Regions from separate parts of the Homo sapiens genome. Here region 1 is linked to region 2. A link is an interaction called in ENCODE POLR2A ChIA-PET data of the cell type or tissue named here. Cell type or tissue: MCF 10A. All regions are shown on one strand. Links, peaks and the distances in the headings refer to the core of each region. The heading gives the core; the rest is flanking DNA.

Region 1 (5,000 bases), core at 1-5,000, 130 kb after region 2:
AAAGGGCATTCAACACGTGTCAATGCACTTTTATATGCAAAAAAGCAGAATCGCCATATGTGGAAGTGGGAATTTTCTTCTGAAATCCCCATTTCCATGTGCTTATTTTTCCATTTCCTATAAAATCATCCTAAGAGTTGGCAAGCAGTACTTTAGTCAAGTACAATTCAGGTACATGCTAATCATGGGGTAAACAGTAAGTCACTCTCAATGCAAATTATAAAATATCTGTATTTCTAGCAACTTTTATTTGACACGGATCCCTTGGATGGTTCCTTGAGCACATTTTCTCACAATTCTAGTAACTACTTAACTGTGACACCTACATACATCTGCAACATACAGCTGCTTAACTTCTGAACAGCAGACGCTCATGTTTATCAGGTCACTAATTGCCTTTTAAAAATTAACCAAGTTGCCAGGCTCAGTGGCATGCCATACGTAGTCCTAGCTACTTGGGAAGCTGAGGCAAGAGGATGGCTTGGGCCTAGAAATCGAGACCAGCCTAGGCAACATAACGAAACCCCCATTTCTAAACAAATAAATAATAAATCAATAAAATTAACCAGGCAACTATGACATAATTTGTGCTCAGTAATTAAATGGAACATTTAATCTGTCTTAAATTTTTAAAAAACGACCATCTTGCCTATATTTTATAATGATGACAACCCTAATAGAAACCTACAATCAGGAAATGCTAGTATAAAAGAAAAGTGTAAAAGACAAAATAGTCCATAGGATATCAAGAATGTGGAAGCAAATATCTGTATAATAGGCTTTGTACCACAGATCTGAATATTAATATTTAAAGGCCAGTTTCTCCCACTTAAATTTTTATGCAATTATTAGCTTTGCTGAACATAAGATAAACTCTTGCAAACTACAAAAAAGCAAAATTAATTTGCTGACCTAATTATTACTGATATTAAGTGACCTATCCAAAAGGATGTGAAAATGTTAGGTTTTCTAAATAATGGCATTTGATCAAAACAAAAATCAAATTTCTGTGCATAATACTTCACTCTACATGTTGACTTTTCCAACAGCAAAAGCTAAAAACCGCTTAAAAAAGCAAGGCTGAGGATGGGTGGATCACCTGAGGTCAGGAGTTCGAGACCAGCCTGGCCAACATGGTGAAACCCTGTCTTTACTAAAAATACAAAAATTAGCCAGGCAGGGTGGTGGGCGCCTGTAATCCCAGCTACTCAGGACGCTGAGGCAGGAGAATTGCTTGAACCCAGGAGGCAAAGGTTGCAGTGAGCTGAGATTGCAACATTGCACTCTAGCCTGGACAAAAGAGCAAGACCCCGTCTCAAAAAAAAAAAAATAATAACAAAAACACAAGGCTGAAAAGACCAACATGTACCTTATAATTCTTTCTGCCATGATAACATGTCATTTATCCAATGATTAATGGTTCAATCTCCTATTTGTGCTTCTGGTTTTATTTTACAGATTGCATAAAAACTGCACACGTGTAAGATTAAAGCATATTTATTACCTCTAGGCTAAGAGATTTCATGTATATACACTACAGAATGTGCTAAGCCTATGAACTTAATAAAATGCAATGACTTTTTTAAACTGTCTTTTTTTTTTTTTTTTTTTGAGATGGGGTCTTGCTTTGTCACCCAGGCTAAAAATTTTTGTCTTAATCTACTGAGTAAACCAGTGTAACTGTTGTAGACTATTTTGCTGTAATAATTAGTATTGAATGCTATTTGTATAACCAATATTTTAACATAATAATACAATTTGTTTACTCTTCTTGGTACTATAGCAATACAGATAACTTATTAACAAAATATAAAACCATTGCTATAGCTGCTGTTAAAACAGGCTGGGTGTGGTAGCTCACACCTATAATCCCAACACTTAGGTGGGAGGCCAAGGCAAGATGATTCCTTGAACCTAGCTGCTCAAGACCAGCCTAAGCAAAATAGGAAGAACCCTTCTCTACAAAAAATAAAAAGTAAGCTGAGCGTTGTGGTACGCATCTGTAATCCCAGCTACTTGGAAGGCTGAGGTGGGAGGATCACTTGAGCCTGGGAGGTCAAGACTTCAGTGAGCTGTGGTTGTGCCACTGCATTCCAGCCTGGGCAACATAGCGAGACACTGTCTTAAAACATAAACATAACAGAAAAGTATAAAGATCATTTTACACAGATAAAGTGGCACAAGTTTTGTAGTATTATATTAAACCTCATATTTGAGGTGTTTTCAAAATCTTATCCATGCCAATTTTCTAATGCTTTTCCTAAAGAAGAACTATATTATAGATTTGTGGACTAATTTCAAATTGAAAATGCAGCTTTTCCCACAGGAACAGGCAAGAAAAATACAAAGAATTAACAATCCGTATGTTTATTTTGTAGTTAAAAAAATAATGATGATGTTTTGTTTGTTTCATCTTGGTCTAAGGAGTTACAGTAAATTAAAAAGTACAGAAATTCTTTTTTCATTCTATTTGTTGAGGAAAAATGAAGTGGACAGATACCTTGAAGAAAAAACCTAACGAAGCAAAATTCCAAATGTAAAATTACTTCCAATTACTTAAGCTACATATCCTAATGTAACTAGAACAAGAATTCACCTGTTCTATGTAAGGTAGGTATTACTATATCCATTTTTCTGAAGAAAACTCCTTGGCTCAGAGTGTGTGAATGATGTCTAAAATCACATAGCTATAGTCAGCAACAGAACTCAGGTTTGAACTTGGGCTCATCTGGTTTTAAAGCCCAGAACTTTTATTATACTTCATTGACTCCCAACACGGTAAAATTAAGATATTTAGTTAAAGAGGTGGGGGCTGAGAAGCTGAAAAATTAACAAAGAGATCAACTAAAAACCAAAAGCAGTATTTTCCTAGCCTGGGCAACAAAGGGAGATCCTGTCTCTATAAAAAATTTTTAGAAATCAGCTGGATGTAGTTGCGCACACTTGTAGTCCCAGCTATTCAGGAGGCTGAGGTGGGAGAAAGGCTTGTGCCCAGGAGTTTGAGATTGCAGCGAGCTATGATTGTGTCACTGCACTCCAAAAAAAAAAAAAAAAAAGTAATATTTTCCACAGTTTAAAACCAGGTAAAGTCTCTTCTACCCCTATGGCCCCAGTTCATATCAGAATTACTGCTTTTGTTGATTTCTCTGACTAAACAAAAGTTGCTTGGCCTGAGGACAATGTTCTGCAAGGTCAAGTTGCTGAGTTCAAGTTTTCATCTGCATTAGCAAGTATTTTTCTCTCATTGATGAGGAATGGAAAGTCACTCCCCTGAACTGCCCTGCCACTGGCTCTATACTGATGAGCCAAGCAATATCTCTGGCCTGCTTCACTGGCAAACTGACAGGAAGCAAACTTGTGATGTGCTCAATTTTGCTAACATTAAAAAAGGTAAACATTAAGATATTAAAGGTCAAAAATAATTTTCCTTAATATCAATGTGAGAGTAAAACTTTAAGCTAAAATTCAAAATAATATTAATAATATTATTTAATGATTCAGATGATGGTTAATAAACTGGTGAATAAAAATTTATAGATCAAAAATTACTCTTTCCTACACATTTTAATGGATTATTTTAAACAAGTCTATTATTAACAATCGGCATTCACACATTTCTACCAAAATCTCTGCTAAAATCCCCATTCCTATACTCTTGCTGCTTCTCTCTCTCTCTCTCTGCAGGACCTTTCCAACCTCTACTTTATTATCTGGCTTCTGTGACTTGTACTAGGAGCACTGGTACTAGGCCGGTTTTTGTTTTTCTTCTTAAGTGAAACAAGAATTCCATTTTCTTTTAACAAGGCAATTAAAATACTACAAATTCTTATACTGCTCTTGTCTCTTGTACTTGTTTGTAGGTAAATCAGACTTCCTTTCTGAAGCCACTCAAACTGACACCTTGTAGGAATTATTTCTGTCCTGTAGTAGACAGTTATTGTTCAAAAAAAGCAAAGAAAAAAAATTACAAGAGTATAAAATATTCAGTTGTATGTATTCCTATCTCATTTCTAAAGTAGTACTGTGGCACATCAAATACTAAAATGAAATACTTTTCATCCTATTTGTTCATATTTGAATATAAAGCACACGATACATGCTTTGTGGAGAACTTTTTAAAAATCCAAGAAATATTTTGGGTAAATGACTGAAAGCCTCATAACCTGACAGAAGTCTTAAGTTTGGGGAAAGCTAAAATTATTATTCTTTAGGTAGAGGATAACTTACAGCAGAACAGGAAAGAGTTGACTGGTACTAAGATTTAGGCATCTGAAGAATGCTTAAAATACTGTGAAGATGGGAGGTGGGATGCTGGTGGGACGTTTTCACTTTTCAGTGAAAACACCAGTATTTCCTGTATCACAGAAATGTAAGTAAACGACCAAGCTATTTAATCCATAAAACCAGGACAAATCTACACTTTCATTGAAATTATCTTAAAAAGATAAGGTAAACTTGTTCTTTAACAGTTAAGAGCAAATAATTATTCATAAATTTTCTTCTACTCTTTTAAAAACTGCTATATTACTTTTTCACTTTGATGCCAATAACATCATAGAAATAGGTTAATGAAGACTAATCTAGCTACAAATAATTGATTTCTTCCTCTCAATTTCTAGAATATTTTTTGAACTTTTGGCTAGATTCACAAAATAGCATTTAAGAGACTTTGCATAATGATATCTTATTCAGTGCTTAAAATTAAAAGTAGAGATTCCAGTGCAGTCACCTTTCAGACTCAGGAGTTTACTACAAAAAGAGCTGTAATTTACAGAAAAATGATCATTAAGAACTATTCAACATTTAACACACAGTATTTCTTGAGCTCTTAACTACAGGCCAACCACTGAAAATAATGTGAAGTAAAGACTGAAAGGAAGACATGTTCTGCACTTGAGGTGCTGTTTCGTGATCTTCCAGTCTAAAAATGAAAATAAGTATTGCAACTTGCATGGTTATTCCACTCTTCCCTCAAAAATCCCATTCACAATTTGAGTTAT
Region 2 (10,557 bases), core at 3,196-8,195:
TGCCTCCCAAAGTGCTGGGATTACATGTGTGAGCCACCGCACCCTGCCCTAGCTAGTTTTTGTTTTTTGTAGAGATGGGGTTTCACCATGTTGCTCAGGCTGGTCTTTAACTTCTGGACGCAAGCCATCCCTCTGCCTTGGCCTCCCAAAGTGCTAGGATTACTGGCATGAGCCACCAGGCACGGTCAGAACACTGTGGTTTAAACAAACAGGGTCTTGTTTGTTGTTTGGCTTCTTATACAGTTGAGTATCCCTTATCTGAAGTACTTGGGAGCAGAAGTGTTTTGGATTTCTGAATATTTTCATTATGCTTACTGGCTGAGCATTCCTAATCCAAAAATCCCAAATCTGAAATGCTCCAATGAGTATTTGCTTTGAACATCATGTTGGTCGGATTTTTGGATTAGGGATGCTCACCTGTGAGAAGAGAGCAGCTGCAAAGCTCTTTATTATTATGATCAAGTGTTATGTGCTGTACATAATTGTACGTGCTAGACTTTTACACAACTGGCAGCACAGAAGAGTGTTTCCACCAGCATCACCTCAGGCACATGAGTCACACGTCACACTACAAGGTCAGGATGGCTATGATGATAGGAATTTTTCAACTCTGTTATAGTCTTATGGGACCACTGTCACACACGTGGTCTGAATCATTGTTATGCAGTGCATGACTATATCTGCGCAGTTGCCATGGGTTTTCTCTCCTAGTATGAAAACTTCTCCCTGAATGGCAGTGTGGACCATTTGTGTTGACTGGCAGTTTTCACTTTAGTATACCTGGCATGGAGCAGGCAGGCAGCCTGGCGCCTCTGCCCACCACTTATTCCAATGGCAGAATGATGATGGTTTTATTCTAGGAGGTCAACAGCCACAATGGGAGGCTTCTTCCTTCCTAGTTGTAGCTTCACTTTCTTTATAGGGATAGGGATGGGAAATGAGTGGAGGTCCATTCTCCTGGGAGCAGCTGCCAGGGAGTAGCTCAGCTCACCTGTTAGTCATCCCGATTTTGCCCGACTTCCACTCCATCTCCACCACCAGAAGTGCTCCAAGACTGCAGGGCAATGGCTCCCACCTCCACTCCAGCCTTCTGCGCATATTCTGGGCTGTGGTTCCCTCCATGCTGCACAATCAATACAATCCTCTCTGCTTTCTGTCTTCCCAAAGTATGTCAAAATCCTGGGTTTGCTGCTGTCCCCAAACCTACTTTTAACATGATTATAGATCTCCCCCCACCTTTCATTACATTGGAACTATGAGAAAGAGGGAATATAAATACTTGTGTTCAGTTCCCTGTCATGAACTGGTTGTCCTGAATTATTCTTTATGGTCTGAATGTGAAGAATGGTGAATTTCAACAGTAGTGTAATACTTAAATATAATGTGGGAAAAGTAGAGAAATTACTTTGGGATAGGGAAGGAATTTTTAAATAAGCCACAACAAGTGCAAACTTATGAAGAAAGATGAATACATTTGACTATACTAAAATAAAAGCTTTTATTCATTAACAGATACCACAAAAACAAAAAAGTGGAAAGACAAGTCTCAAACTGGGGTGAGGGTGTGGGGGCGGGTTACACATCACACATTACTGATGAAGGATTACTGCCTAGATCTTGAGAGAACTTCTCCAAATCAAAGAGACAAAGACAATGAATCAACAGAAAGATGGGCTAAAGCATGAATAAGCTGTTTACAGAAAAGAAAACATATATGGCCATATAAACATACAAACATATGAAAAGATGCTCAATCTCATTAGCAACCAGAGAAATGCAAAATAAAACCACAATAGGAGGCCATTTTGTGCCCACCAGATTGGCAAACATCCAAAAGCCTGAAAATGCCAAGTATCGGCAAGGTTGTCTTATGTGCTGTGTTGGGTATGTAACTTGGCATCGCCACTCTGGAAAACAATTTGGCATTACCTTGTAAAGTGCCTTCCATACAGCTCAGCCATATTCACTCTTGGAGATATACCCTGAAGAGGTCCTTGCCTCTTCTGTGCCGGGGACTTAGATGCAGGACTAATAGTGATGAACATATGGCACAACCAAACCTCGCAAACACAATGATGAACGAAAAAGACAAGCTGCTTAAGTATATGTATAGTATGATTCCATTTGTGTCAAGTCTGATGTGTAACCACACTGAAAATGATCCTCAGTGGGGCATGGTGACTCACGCCTGTAATCCCAGCACTTTGGGAGGTTGAGGTGGGTGGATGCTTGAGTCTAGAAGTTTGAGACCAGCTTGGGCAACATGGCGAATTCCCATCTTTACAAAAAATAAAAAAATTAGCTGAGCGTGGTGGTGCATGCCTGTAGTCCTAGCTGCACGGAAGGCTGAGGTAAGAGGATCACCTGAGCCTTGAGGGTAGAAGCAGCAGTGAGCCATGATTGTGCTACTGCACTCCAGCCTGGGTGACACAGTGAGATCTTGTCTCAAAAAAAAAAAAAAAAAAAAAAAAAGAAACGAAAAAAAAAAAGAAAAAGAAAGAAAGAAAATGATTCTCATAATCTGCATTTTTAAAAATAAAAGCAAGGAAATCATAAACACGGAGTTCTAAAACTAGGGTTGTCCTAAGGGCTTAAGGGGAATGGAGAGGATCGCAGACTGAGGGGGCAGAGGGGACTTCCAAACATGAGCCACCTCCTATTTCTCAAAGGAGGTGCTAGATATGTGGCGTCTTTATTTTTGTTCTTTGTACCATAGCTGCATTATGCACGTTTTAAAAATCAGCCAACAGTGTCATATGGGAAAGGACTTAAACTTGAGGGACCTGAGTAATTATTATGTGTCAAACGGATTTTTTTTTTCCTGCATGTCTCCAAAGGCAAAATCCAGATCAAACAGCTGACCCTCCTGGGATGCAGATTTTAGCCTCTGATAAGAAAGGCCTTGTAATGTTTGTACCATCTGGTGCATGTTTACCTCTTGACTAGTTTTTGCAAGAACTCGCACTCACTTGAGCTCAGTCCACTCACAGACACTCTGAGACAGGAAGAGGAGGCGTTGCTATCTTCATTTTATAAATATAAAACTGGATGGACATTCAACCGGGGTGAAGTACCCAGGAACTGGAGCCCGGCCCAGACTCCAGGCTGGATTCCTAGTCCTGGATGCTTTCTATGATGTTCTTGAGTCCCTGTATCTGTCAGTGATGGGGTGCTCCATCCCAAAGGTGTCCCAGGCAGGTTCCTGGATGGTGGGAGAAGATGGACCTCTGGCTCCCAGCTAGGGGCCCATGCAGGGCTTTCCAGGTGAATGCCAGGCTCCCCGTCATGCTGAAGGCATCATCAAGGTCCGGGTTAATACAGGAATGTCTTTCTCCAGGAGGCCCCTGTGCCTGCTGCGATAGGGGCATTGTGGCATGGAACCCTCAAAAGGACAAGGGCTGTGGCTGAACCCTTCCTTCTGAAGTGACTCTCCCTTGTAGAGTATCGCTTTCTGGACTCCTGTCATGATGTGGGCAGGACGGAAGCCACGCGCCTGCCTGCTTGACCTGGGGCTTCAGGCAAATTCAGTGAAATTGAGTGAAAGGAGCGAACGCTATGGCGGCAAAAACTGGTGTTTTTTCCCCGCTCCCCTCAAAACCTCATCTGACCGGCCCGGGAAGCGGGTGGCCTCGCGTTGGGGGTGGTTCTCAGGGGCGGTGCCCTTGGGCCCTCACCCGCGTCTCCGTCGCCCCGCCCTCAGAGCAGCACGTGCTGGCGGAGCTGGAGCGGCAGGCGGTGCTGGTGTACACGCCGTCCCGCAAGGTGCACGGCAAGCGCCTGGTCTGCTACGACGACCGCTACATCGTGAAGGTGGCCTACGAGCAGGACGGCGTCATCGTCTCCAACGACAACTACCGGGACCTGCAGAGCGAGAACCCCGAGTGGAAGTGGTTCATCGAGCAGAGGCTGCTCATGTTCTCCTTCGTCAACGACCGGTAGGTCCGGCTGGGGTCCTGACACCCTGGGGGGCGGCGGGGCGGGGGGCCGGGGTCGAGGCAGTGGCCACGCCTGCTACCAGGTGGAGGAGCTTGGGGTCACCCGGTCACCCAGCCCCTCAGACAGAGCTCCCCCAGGTCCGCATTCTCGGCGGGCACGTCCCCAATAGGTGGGCTGCTTTGCTCTGACCTTGCTGTTCCCAGGGCCACATCTGACACACCACAGAGAAGCCCAAGAGGTGGGCCAAGCATGCAAGCATGTGTTTAGGGCACCACTAACTTAAAAAAACAGAATTGCATACTTCAGAATATTGAAATAGTCATCATGGAAAAGATCTGTACTTTGTTGTATTGCTTTTCACTTATTTCAGGTTTTTGTCTTATTTTATTTTATTTTATTTTATTTTATTTTTTGAGATGGAGTCTTGCTCTGTCACCCAGGCTGGAGTGCAGTGGCTCAATCTTGGCTCACTGCAAACTCTGCCTCCCAGGTTCAAGCAATTCTCCTGCCTCAGCCTCCCGAGTAGCTGAGATTATAGGCACGCACCACCATGCCTGGCTAATTTTTTGTATTTTTAGTAGAGATGGAGTTTCACCATGTTAGCCAGATGGTCTCGATCTCCTGACCTTGTGATCTGTCCACCTCGGCTTCCCAAAGTGCTGGGATTACAGGCTTGAGCCACCGTGCCTGGCTGTCTTTTTTTTTTTTTTAAATCAAAATTTTGAATTACATATGGGAGTAGGCAACAGATTTTTTTTTTTCTTTGACAGGGTCTTGCTCTATTGCCCAGGTTGGAGTGCAGTGGCATGATCACAGCTCACTGCAGCCTTGAACACCTGGGCTCAAGCGATCCTCCTGCCTCAGCCTCCCAAAGTGTTGAGATTTTAGGTGTCAGCCACTGAGCCCAGCCCAGAATCTTTTCTTCTGGGCTGTAAATATCTCCCCCTGCCTGGCCCTGACTCTGGGTTGAAATGTTCAAGAGAACCTGGCTGGTTCATGTAGCCCTGAAATAGGCCTCTTGGGTCAGTTCATCCCAGACCAACCGGCTATGGCTGGAGGCAGAGAGGGACACAGGGCCACAGGCACAAACCACTCAGCTAATGGTGAGGGCAGACACTGGCAAGGTGGATGAGGGTCTGGAGACCCGAGCAGCGTGTGACAGAGCACAGCCAGCTGGGCTGTTGCTCCCATTTCCATTTCTGTTCCAGGCAGTGTTAGCTTGGCCCTCATTCTGGGCTCTCTGACTGACTTTTTGGAACGTGGTTTTAGACAAACTCCTCAGCTCTGTGAGGGCCGGGACTGTATCTGTCTTACGTGCGGTGTCTCCAGCACGCCTGGCCCACAGGGGTGCAGTAACTAGTTGTAAAGGAATGACCGAGTGAATGGCTATGGCTGGGGAAGGGTCGATGGGGAAAGAGGTCTGGGCTTAGGCTGCTTGCACACGGCTGAGCAGCTGCTGACTCTGGACCCAGGGACACAGTGTGGTGTTTGAGAAAGGGCTGGGGCTTTGGAGAGGGCAGGTGAGGTTTCCATCTGAGGCCCTGCCACTTACTGGCTGGGAGTCAAGGGGGAACCACTCAACCTCTCTGAGCTGAATGTTCTTCACCTTGAAAAGGGATTAATAATGTCACCTCTGAGATCATTGTGAGGACTAGAGAGAATTGTGCCCCAGAAGTGGTAGCAGCTATTCCCAGGACATGGTGCAGCAGGGGGTACTGTGGTCCCCAAGGCCAACTGCCCCTGCAGCCGTGGAGGTGGAGGGCCAGAGGCATGGCAGCAGCGCCCTGCAGGAGCCCCCATTGTCATTTCCAGCTACAAAAGGCCAGCGGCTCTCACTGTCCGTCTGTAGCCTGGAGGAATCTGGCTAGTCTGGTAACTATGGGCTCCAGAAATCCTCACTGAGCTCTCAGGGACATGGCCATCTCTGGCCTGATGACAGCCTGGGGCGGGAGCCAAGTCCTTTTGACGCACTGGCCTCCGTTAAGGGCCTGCCAGGAGGCAGGACCTGCCGCCCGCTTGTGAGCGAGGGCGCCTGCCCTGGTGCCCCGGGCACGTCCACAGGGCCCTCTTGGCACAGCTCCTGCTCCTGAGAGAGCAGGAGAGGAAGTCTTTGGGAACGTTTAATAACCACAGTGGGCGGTTCCCCAGATTCTTGGTCAAGGCCCAATTCTGAGAAGCCGGCTGTGCAGCTGGGAGCTGAGCTATGGAGGCCACACAGGGCCGGGGATCACCCAGCTCTCTGCAGAGTGGGACTTCAGCATGACTCTGGATTCTTAGGGGGACAGCAACCCATAAAACATCTTCTCCTTGATTTACAATCCCAACCTCTCTACAGAACCTTTGTATGACCTGGAAGTGGCCTTGGGAACAAAAGTATTTATGTAAAAAGTGGACCTCACTCAGCGAGGGGCGTTTTCCTTCTGAGGAATTGGGTTTTCCCTGTTGAACTCTGAGCATGCATTCCCTTCCTCATTAGGGCTCCATGCCAGGGAGGAGAGAAGGGCAGATCAGGGGCAGGGCAGCCAAGGAAACTAAGACCAGACCCTGTGCCCCCAGGGTGCGCAGAGGAGGAGGTTAAGTCTGCGAGGTGGCTGTATGTGCAGGCAGCACCTGGGATCCACTTCCTCACTGATTCAAACTCCCTGTTCCTATTGAATCTCTTCGCCTGGAGGTTCACAGCCCAGAGCTGTGTTTGGCACGGGGTGAAACACAGGAGAAATGGGACCTAAGCCTCAAGGAGCTCATACAACTCTGAAACCTTCTGGAACTGTTTTTTGTTTGTTTGTTTATTTAGAGATGATAGAGTCTAGCTCTGTTGCCCAGGCTGGACTCCTGGACTCCAGGGATCCTCCTTCCTCAGCTTTTCTAGTAGCTGGAACTACAGGGGTATGACACCACTCCTGGCTTTTCTGGAGCTGTTAACCTCATAGAGGTTTCTAACCTTTTGTTGAGGACAGTGGGAAGCCAGAGGAGCCCTTAGAGCAATTATACTTTCATTTTCCTGGATAAAAATCACCTGGGAAGTTCTTTTTTTTTGGAGAAGGAGTCTCACTCTGTCATCCAGGATGGAGTGCAGTAGCATGATCTCGGCTCACTGCAACCTTCGCCTCCCGGGTTCAAGCAATTCTCCTGCCTCAGCCTCCCCAGTAGCTGGGACTACAGGTGCCCGCCACCATGCCCAGCTAATTTTTGTGTATTTTTTAGTAGAGATGAGGTTTCACCGTGTTGCCCAGGTTGGTTGTGAACTCCTGAGCTCAGGCAATCTGCCCACCTCAATCTCCCAGTTGTGCAGATTCCTGAACAACTTCAGATTCTGATGAAGCAGGTCTTGCGCGAAGCTCGGAGGCTGTCATTTTTTTTTTTTTTAGCCAGGATCTCACTCTGTTACCGGGGCTGGAGTGCAGTGGCACAATCATGACTCACTGCAGCCTCCATCTCCCAGGCTCAGCCATCCTCCCATCTCAGCCTCCCGAGTAGCTGGGACTAAAGGCATTCACCACCACATCTGGCTAATTTTCTTTTTTTTTTTTTTTTTTGCTTTCTGTAGAGACAAGGTTTCACTATGTTGTCCAGGCTGGTCTTGAACTCCTGAGCTCAAGGGATCTTTCTGCCTCAGCTTCCCAAAGTGTTGGGATTACCCATGTGAACCACTGCACTCAGATGACTGCATTTTTAAGTTGCTAGGTGATTCTGACACTGCTGGCTTGAACCACAACAGGAGAAACACCCAAAGAGGGCCAGAGCTGTGCTGTGTGCTCTGCATGGGGTTCAGTGTGAAGGGAAGGTTTTGCTTTAAGATGCTGTGACATCCTGCTGGGTGATGGTGGGCCCGGGGCCGAATGCTTCCTGGTGTTCTTGGGGAACTTGGGCCTGCTCCCTTTGTACAGGTGCTGGTGGCAAATCCCAGGTGGTCTTGCAGTTGCCCCTGTGCTTATTTTCCAGGTTCATGCCGCCTGATGACCCCCTGGGCCGCCATGGACCCTCCCTGAGCAACTTCCTGAGCAGGAAGCCGAAGCCCCCAGAGCCATCCTGGCAGCATTGTCCTTATGGTGGGTAGGGCCCAGTGCTTCGCAGGCCCTGTTCAGGGCCTTGTGTGGGGGCAGTACAGGAGCACAGTCAAAAAGCGCTGGCCTGGTGCTCAGCGGCCTGGGCTCTTGCCCAAGTTCTGCCCTCCAGCTGTGCTACCTGGAGAGTTAACTTTCCTGACAGGGTTATTGTAGAACTGACATCCTGGCCGGTGATTTCATGGGAGCCAGGATCCCATGCCAGGGTCGGATGCAGGGGTCATGCACACAGCAAAGCTGTGTCTGAGAAGCCGGGAGCCTGGACACAAACCCAGCTGCGGGTCTCAGTCCCTTCACCTGGCCCCTGGCAGCTTCTGTCCTCACCCTACCCTGCTCTCCACCCCTCCACCCTATGGACTTTGGTCACTGCTATCCATGAAGAGTTAAGAATTTTATCCCAGCACCCTGGGGGATGCCAGCCTTCTAGCCAGCTCTTTCACTGACTTGCTTCGTCAAGTTATTTGATGTTTCCAAGTTCAGTAAAGACTTGGGTGACAGTCAATCATTTCTTGTTAGAATTAGGTGACCATACATACATTCAGGCTGACTCCTCCTTCCCCCTTTCACTCTCAGAAGCCTTGGGTTTGGATAGTAACACTTGACCATTTGTTCACGACTCTGTTAGAACAGCGTGCAGGGTGAGGGCAAGCGTTAGCACAGCGAACACGGAGAACGGTGGGAACTGAGGCGGCACTGCAGGCGCAGTCCTCTGCCCCGAGCACCCACTCCCTACCGCCCGCTCCCTAAGCCTGGCCCTATCCACAGGGTCCCTGGGCAATTGGAGGCTGAAAGTCTTTGAATCCAGAGATTTGGTCTTAGTCCCTGGTCAAAGGGACCTGGGAACGACACTCCTCTGCATACCCTGGGATGAGTGTGCTCAGCGCCCCCTCACCCAGGCCGCCCGCGCCTCCCGGGCACTTCTCCCCACCTCGGCCCCGCGCCCAGATCTTGAGGCGTTTCCAGGGCGCTGAGTCTGAGGAGTCCGCGGCGGCCTGGGGGCCTGCTTGGAGGAATCTCCACGGAGAGGCCGCGGGCCGGCACTCCCCGGATGCACCAGGAACCACCGCCCCTCCGCGCCCCCGGGCCTCACGTCGCGCCCTCTCTGCCCCCGCCCCTTTCAGGCAAGAAATGCACCTATGGCATCAAGTGCAAGTTCTACCACCCGGAGAGGCCGCACCACGCGCAACTGGCGGTGGCCGACGAGCTCCGCGCCAAGACAGGGGCCCGGCCTGGCGCGGGCGCCGAGGAGCAGCGGCCACCGAGAGCCCCGGGCGGCTCCGCAGGAGCCCGGGCGGCCCCCCGGGAACCATTTGCGCACAGCCTCCCGCCGGCGCGGGGGTCCCCGGACCTGGCCGCCCTGCGAGGGAGCTTCTCTCGGCTGGCCTTCAGCGACGACCTGGGGCCCCTGGGGCCGCCTCTCCCGGTCCCCGCCTGCAGCCTCACGCCCCGACTGGGCGGGCCCGACTGGGTGTCCGCGGGCGGCCGGGTGCCAGGCCCGCTCAGCCTCCCTAGCCCGGAGAGCCAGTTCTCCCCGGGCGACCTCCCGCCTCCGCCCGGCCTGCAGCTCCAGCCGCGGGGCGAACACCGCCCTAGGGACCTGCACGGCGACTTGCTTTCCCCGCGCAGGCCACCCGACGACCCGTGGGCCCGTCCACCCCGCTCCGACCGCTTCCCTGGGCGCTCCGTCTGGGCGGAGCCGGCCTGGGGCGACGGCGCCACTGGGGGACTTTCAGTGTACGCGACCGAGGACGACGAGGGGGACGCGCGCGCCCGGGCTCGCATCGCGCTCTACAGCGTCTTCCCGCGTGACCAGGTGGACCGCGTGATGGCCGCGTTCCCGGAGCTCTCAGACCTCGCCAGGCTCATCCTCCTGGTACAGAGATGCCAGAGCGCGGGGGCGCCCCTGGGCAAGCCCTAAGGGACCAACACGCACTTGCAGGGAATGGCCCAGCCTCGCCTTGCGTCTTGGACGGGTGGACCTGTGGTTGCCAGCCTGGACCTGAGTGGGCCCATCATGGTGCCCCCTTTTCTTTAAAGATGGTCAGGGAAGCCTGCTTCCTCCTCCTGAGCGGGGTTGTGGGGGCCTGGTGGCACTTGGTGATCCTCACTGAGGCCGGGGCCTGCTGCGGGGAGGTCCACCCACTTCCGTGGAGGGAATGATTTTCCATGTGCACGGAGACTGCGGGTCCAAGCTGCAGTAGAACCCACAAGTGGGTCACAAAATCAATTTAGTGGGTCACCACCACAAACACAGTGGACTGGGACAGGGCAAAGCGCACCCTGTGCCATCAGGCTGAGTCTGAACTCTTGTTACCTATCCTGTGTCCCCACCCCCTTGGCAGCCATGTAACTAACCTCAATGTGGGTCGTAGTCAGAAGTTTAAAAAAGACTATGAATGCTCTTGAATTTCATTGCTTCAGGTAATGTTTGAAATATGTAGTCAGGTGGCCAGGGGAGGTTTGCTATCTGGAAGTTTTCATGTTAGCTATTGCTAACCCCACCCGCAAGGGCAGCCCAGCCTCCAGGTGTGGGCTCTCCTGTGCTCTGAATTGTGTG

The links. ChIA-PET counts read pairs that join two places held together with the same protein. Peaks named below come from ENCODE experiments on the same cell type or tissue, not always from the same donor. Only the 100,000 strongest peaks of a DNase experiment are listed, where the experiment ranks them.
Region 1: POLR2A ChIA-PET joins it to region 2 with 7 read pairs; 5 of 35 experiments call an interaction of 5 or more read pairs at or near these places.

The regions. Positions count from the first base shown.
Region 1 is chr6:149,322,883-149,327,882 of GRCh38, reverse strand. All of the region lies in intron 1 of TAB2 (TGF-beta activated kinase 1 (MAP3K7) binding protein 2), which reads right to left. Among named protein-coding and RNA genes, the nearest start is that of TAB2, 7.7 kb to the right of the region's middle. RefSeq lists a silencer at 3,624-3,824. In MCF 10A, for the core only: no CTCF peak of the experiment used is centred there; no DNase peak of the experiment used is centred there.
Region 2 is chr6:149,450,044-149,460,600 of GRCh38, reverse strand. ZC3H12D (zinc finger CCCH-type containing 12D) reads left to right here. Exons shown (of 6, transcript NM_207360.3): 4 at 3,701-3,935; 5 at 7,879-7,985; 6 at 9,122-10,557. The coding sequence ends at 9,918. Among named protein-coding and RNA genes, the nearest start is that of ZC3H12D, 30 kb to the left of the region's middle. RefSeq lists enhancers at 8,331-8,882, 8,883-9,434. In MCF 10A, for the core only: no CTCF peak of the experiment used is centred there; a DNase peak (open chromatin) is centred at 5,930.